Regions from separate parts of the Homo sapiens genome. Here region 2 is linked to region 1. A link is a contact called in ENCODE Hi-C or POLR2A ChIA-PET data. All regions are on one chromosome and are shown on one strand. The core of a region is the stretch at or near the end of the contact, and the rest is flanking DNA. Distances in the headings are between cores, read along the strand shown.

What was found. A loop is a pair of places that touch in the nucleus more often than their neighbours do. ChIA-PET counts read pairs that join two places held with the same protein, here RNA polymerase II (POLR2A). Pooled maps may share reads with other maps.
Region 2: a loop to region 1 is called in a map of cardiac septum, with 3 times the contacts of the local background. The contact joins two enhancer-like sites. A Hi-C loop is called at or near these places in 3 of 168 maps with a recorded cell type or tissue (PC-3, Right ventricle myocardium inferior and cardiac septum) and 10 of 50 pooled maps. POLR2A ChIA-PET finds 5 or more read pairs at or near these places in 7 of 52 experiments (AG04449, AG04450, GM12878 and 4 more).

The regions. Positions count from the first base shown.
Region 1 is chr3:197,393,075-197,395,998 of GRCh38, reverse strand. No RefSeq gene overlaps it. Among named protein-coding and RNA genes, the nearest start is that of DLG1, 96 kb to the right of the region's middle. RefSeq lists enhancers at 764-813, 1,007-1,301, 824-1,703, 621-1,820, 1,428-1,929 and 1 more. Within about 2 kb of position 1,263, at least 13 of the 41 ENCODE cell types and tissues checked have a DNase peak (open chromatin) inside an H3K27ac peak, as active enhancers do.
Region 2 is chr3:197,426,789-197,429,755 of GRCh38, reverse strand. The region is part of intron 3 of LOC105374308 (a long non-coding RNA gene); the gene reads left to right. Among named protein-coding and RNA genes, the nearest start is that of LINC02012, 81 kb to the left of the region's middle. Within about 2 kb of position 1,460, at least 8 of the 41 ENCODE cell types and tissues checked have a DNase peak (open chromatin) inside an H3K27ac peak, as active enhancers do.

The sequences.
Region 1 (2,924 bases), core at 14-2,513:
GAAATCCTCCCGTCTAAGTCTCCTGAGTTGCTTGGACTTACAGGCACGTGCCACCGTGACCAGCTAATTATTTTTTTCTATTTTTTGTAGAGATGGGGTCTCACTGTGTTGCCCAGGTTGGTCTTGAACTTCTGGCCTCAAGTGATCCTCCTGCCTCAGCCTCCCCAGGTGCTGGGATTCCAGGCGTGAGCCACCGCACCTGGCTATAATATGTCTTTCTATCAGATAGAGTAAAAGCTCCTCTTTACTCTCCTATTTTATTTTATTTTATTTTTTTGAGACAGGGTTTCACTCCTGTCCCCCATGCTGGAGTGCAATGGCACGAGAAGCTCACTGCAACCTCTGTACTCCTGGCTCAAGCAATTCTCCTGCCTCAGCCTCCCAAGTAGCTGGGACCACAGGTGCATGCCACTGTGCCTGGCTAACTTTTTTTTTTTTTTTTGGTAGAGATGGAGTTTTGCCATGTTGCCCAAGCTGGTCTCGAACTCCTGAGCTCAAGTGATCCGCCCACCTTGGCCTCCCAAAGTGCTGGGATTACAGGCATGAGCCACTGCGCCCAGCCCACTCTCCTTTTTTAAAGGTTGCCTTAGCTGTGGTTCTTTGTGTCTAACCCGAGTGTCTTCCTTTGTCCTGTACTGCCATAGTTTTTAGAGTAAGTTTAGCTCAAGTGCTTTGGACTTTATCTGCGGGCTTTGTCTGGGTCAGAAGCCCTTGTTTCAGCTGGCAGCCGTGGGCCTGAATGCTGACTTGTGTTCTTGGCAGTGAGCACACAGAAGCACAGGGAGAAACTTCAGGAAGAAGTGAAGCCAAGAGATGCTATCTGGCCTGCACTGGACACTTGGAAGCCCTGGCAATTCTCTGCACAGTAGAATCCAGTCTGATCCAAGAGAAACAGTGAATGGCACACAGATTTTAATGAGCCTGGGAACCTAATCGGAGGCTGTAATGAATGAGATTTCATGCGGCCCTGCCAAGGAGAGCACTCTCTCTGGATCTGTGGTCACTTGGCCCCTGCTCCCGAGGACTGCGAGGGCCTGTCAAAAGCTTAGCTCATTGCCACCTGCATCTCCATTCCTTCCGCAGCTCTTCTCATCCTGTTCCCAAAACCTCAGCTTTCAGGCATGTAGCATTTTCATTCCGTGATAATGAGGAGACTGTGAGCAGGCCATGGTTAGTCATCTGTGGTGTGAAGATGACGGGTGCTCCAGCTCAGGAGGTGCGTGCGGGTTCAGACACGTCAGTGCTGTGGCTAAAGACAGAAGCTGGTGAGGGGGAACGAGGTGACTCATCACCGAAACCTTGAGAACCAGGTTCAAGGAGAGGGCCTAGGCTTTCCAAATGCAGAATCTGCTTTCTTTGGTGGTGCTGAGGCTCCACCCAGGCCCGGTGGGTGCCATTAACTTCTGTTCTCTCCTCACCGAGGAACTTAACGTCAAGACAATCAGCTCCCGTGCCATCCGAACAGCTCTCCGAGCACCGGCCCATTCCGCCGTGGGCTTCCAGCTGCTTGCGCCTCCCCCTTCTCCATGCCGTTCTCATCCTCTCCTGCCGTGGCATGCTCAGGTTCCTTCTTTCTGTTTCTTCAAGGCTCTTACTTCTTTCTCAGTTAGTAGTTTTTAAAAATAGACCTTTTTTCTTTGAGACGGAGTTTCACTCTTGTGGCCCAGGTTGGAGTGCAGTGGCGCAACCTCAGCTCACTGCAAGCTCCGCCGCCCAGGTTCAAGCGATTCTGTTGCCTCAGCCTCCTGAGTAGCTCGGATTACAGGTGCCCATCACCATGCCCAGCTAATTTTTTGTATTTTTAGTAGAGATGGGTTTCACCATGTTGGCCAGGCTGGTCTTGAACTCCTGACCTCAGGTGATCCGCCTCCTCGGCCTCCCAAAGTGCTGGGATTACAGGTGTGAGCCACCACGCCCAGCCAAGAATATATATTTTTGATTGACTTGTGTGGATGGTGTTTCTTCCGCCAAGTGACTCTACAAAATGCTGGTTGTTGGCTTCCCACATTTACCTCAAGAGTGGTAAACAAGTCTGATTACTTGGTAATGTGGCTCTCTCTGCCTATCCTGAGTGTCTGTCCCCATCCTGCACACATGCTGGCTGCCACACTGGTACAAGGAGGCCCGTGTCATCTGCTCCCTTTGGAGAAGAGTCACATCTTGATTGGGGCCCCAGCAGCCTGGGCAGTACCCTTGTTTGACCTGTCTCTCTGCTGAACCCCAGAAGGCCTTATTGCCTTGCCTCTCTGCACCAACGCAACAGGCCACATAGAATCACTCCAGGGGAGAGGCTTTAATCTCAGCATCATTCTCCTCTTTCTTTTGCTCCAGGCAAATGTCGGGAGATAAAGAAGTGTACCAACTACCCTTCTGTTTCCTTTAGCTCATCTTTAAATGTACTGGCTGGCATCAGAGCCTCTAGAGGCTGCTTCAGAGACCAGCCACTGTGTCTTAAACAAGAGCAGGCAGAAGGCCTTGGAGTGGACTTTTGGGATTTTTATGCTGAAGGATATAGGGGACTTTATCCAGTGTTATCCTGCCTGGAGTCAGGGTGGATACGAAAGGGACTGGGAGCGGCTCCGTTTTTCAGAATCAGTGAGGGAAGGAAGCAGACTGTGCTGTTTTAAGATGCTCAGTGTAGTTGTCTAGGAAGAGTACTTTCAGAAGCCTTGAGACCTAGCAGGTGGGTAGGTAAAATATTCACAAAAGGAGCTATCTCAGCAGTGGGGATCAAGTTGTTGACTAATCCAATACTCCCTTGGAAAATTAGATCATCCATTCTTTACCCCCACCCTATTTCCTTATGAATTCCAGACTTTCAAAGGAAACAAGGATTACAGTGCAGCCCTCGGTCAGGCCACTGGACAGGATGCTGGGCTGATTGAGAGGGTCAGTCACAGAGTGTGCTCTGTGCCAACCATATC
Region 2 (2,967 bases), core at 211-2,710, 34 kb before region 1:
GGGAGTCGTATTGAGAACAAATGAACAAATGGATGAGGCTGTGACCTGAATTGATGCCACACACCTTGCAGCTTCTTCCCGCCTCCCTCAGCTCCCCGATATCTCAGACTCAGAGTTTAGGGGGAGCTTCTGATGCTCTGGATGGGGACTATTACTTGGGTGGGAGGGAAGGGAAGGTTTACTGATAACATAAACATGATCCTAGCAACTTGTAGATGTTAACTAAAACCTGTGCACAGAAGATCAGAGAATTTCTCTTTTGAAGGCTGAAGGGAAGAGAGAGCAAGTTTGTCTCCTCTGCTGCCAGAACAGAGCGGGGCACCCTGAGTTTATCCCATCTTTGTCCTGGTCTGTTCCTATTGACAAGAGAGGCTCCAGGTCTCACCCCCTATCCCCCAGGTAGGAGGGTAAGCCCACTGCACTGGGGTTTCTAATTTCGGGGGTAATCCCTTCCTTCCATGCCAGGCAGGAGGGTGGGGAGACCCCTCTATCCAAGTCTTTGATCTGGGTTGGAGCAAAAGAGAAGGACTTCTATAAAACTGTCAGGGAGATGGGAAGGGGGCTTGAAAGAGAGGTTGTAAATGGGCAGTTCACCTTTGATCACCCGCCCCAGATCCTTTTTATAGCCCAGGATTATGGGTTTAGAAGTGCGCTTCGTGTGTCCCCGAAGGAATCGTGTGACTTAAGAACATTGTTCTTAAAGTTCTTACATTGTTCTGAAAGTTCAGAGAGACTGCACACAAAGGACTTTCGTTTTCATTAAAAAAGGAGAAAGAAAAAAGAAAAAGAAAACATCAGCTCAAATCATGCAGCGATCCCTAAGTTAGTAATAAACTGGAAACCCAGTCTGTTTCTTTCCATGTAATAGGATACTTTCTGGCCTGGTAATTCCACTAAAATCTATTAAATGATGAAGGTACAAGATATATTTTTATTCCCCATTCCCCTGCCCTCCAGACAAAAGAAGGAATTTGCTGTCTATTATTGCTAGATTTTTATTTCCTGCTGTTAAAACGTCAGAGAAACAGAAGCTTAATTGTCTGAGTTTTGTCACTTGGGTATAAAGAGATGTTAGAGCTGACTGCTAATTTCCAATTTGTTTAATGTGTGTGGTCAAATACTTCGCAGACAAACTGATTCATCATGGCTGTATCTCTGTGTGTTTCCACACGTCTCTATCCCCTCCCACCTCCATCACCACTCAAAGAGAAGGAAAGTTTGCAATCTGTTGTTCATCTTAAACTCTGCTCAGTCTTTTGCTGGGAAATATAAACAGCTTCCCGCCAGTGTTGAGGGAAAGTTTGTGATTTAGGAGAAGCAAGCGTCTTTTCAATGTGGCTGGTTGTAGCCACCGCCCTTCTCCTTGCTCAGTGAGCCCTGCTCTCTCAAGCAGCATAGCTGTGAACAGCCCTGTCCCCAAGCCGCACTAGTTGCCACACCCTGGGAACGCCCCTTTTCCTGCCACAGCCCTGGCTTCCCCTGCGTGTGCATCAGCTGGAAGGCTAAGTCAGATCTCTGTGAAGCTGGAAAGCTTGCCTGGCATCTGTCACATTTCAGCTGCCACCCAGGCCCATTCCAAGCCCACTGGAGTCACGTGGAGCAATCTCTTCCTTGTCTAATAAGCACCTTTGTTCTATGATTCTTGGTACCTACCTCCTTCTCCAGCATCTTTGGCCCTCACTAAGGTGGAAGCAGAATCCACTACTCCCTTAGCCAACATTGAGCCATGGGGCCCAGAGAGTGGGTCGGCAGCAGGTCTAGCCCAATTACAGAATTACCCAGTCCATCATTGTCTCCGAGTGGGGACAACCAGCATCTGCTGGACAGTTAGGACATTCTTTCTTGCGGTGAGATGGCGACAGAACTAAATTCCTGCACAAGTCACCGACAGCCATATGCGAGGGTCCCAGGGCTGGGAAAGTGGACAGCAACCTCTTGAGAACTGGAGGGCCCATTTAAACTTACAGCAGGTTCCTGGAGGCTGATACTGACAGCAAGGGATGGGGCCCTGCTCACAGGAGCTGATCAGGGGAGTCCTCGTAAAGACAAATATTGAAGACTTGAGATTTTTTTCCATTACAGAATCATTGTCTCGTTTTTCCTGTCCTTGGCTACACACTATCATACACATATACCACAAGTTCATCTTTCTCTGTGATTATCAACAAGCACCAGAGATTTTCTTCCATTCTCTGCCTAGCGGTGCACAGCCTCCCAGGGGACAAATCACAAGGAAATTAGTGAACTCCAGGTGTTTGCATATGTATTTAAATATTCAATGCCTGGGTGTTTATGATTCCAAAATATCTGGTTGGGGTAGTTAAAACCTCAGGCAATTTGAGACAAATGAGTCTAAGTATTCATGTATTTATCGCTCATCTAACAAATAAATACCGAGTGTCTTGCATGAGCCAGGAAGTATCCAGGGAACAAGACACAGACCATCGCTGTTTGTTGATGCATAGATAAGCCCTTGGTGGATTAATCAGACCTCTCACATGCTAGCTGTTGCTCTGGCTTTTTAAAGAGCCTCCTTCTGTGTCCTCGGATCTGTGTCAGCTATCTCCGGCAGTCCGCTCGTGTCTGGCACACATGCACTCTGAGCTGCTTGGAAATAGGGCATCATCTCCACTCACTCTCATCTTGATGGGATCTGTGTGCGTGTTGTAACTTTACATTCTTTCTGCAGAGGTTGCTCATCATCTTAAGACTGTGGCTGGAAAAGAAGGTTCCAGAATGGCAGGCTCTCAAAGGGCTGGTGGTGGTGAATGACAGTGGGAAGGCCAGTGGGCCCAGTCCTGTGGGAAAGAGAATGGGAGGATATATTAGAAAAACAGACTTCTAGCTGGGCATGGTGGCTCACACCTGTAATCCCAGCACTTGGGAGGTTGAGGCGGGTGGATTGCCTGAGGTGAGGAGTTTGAGACCAGCCTGGTCAACATAGTGAACACCTCTCTCTACTAAAAA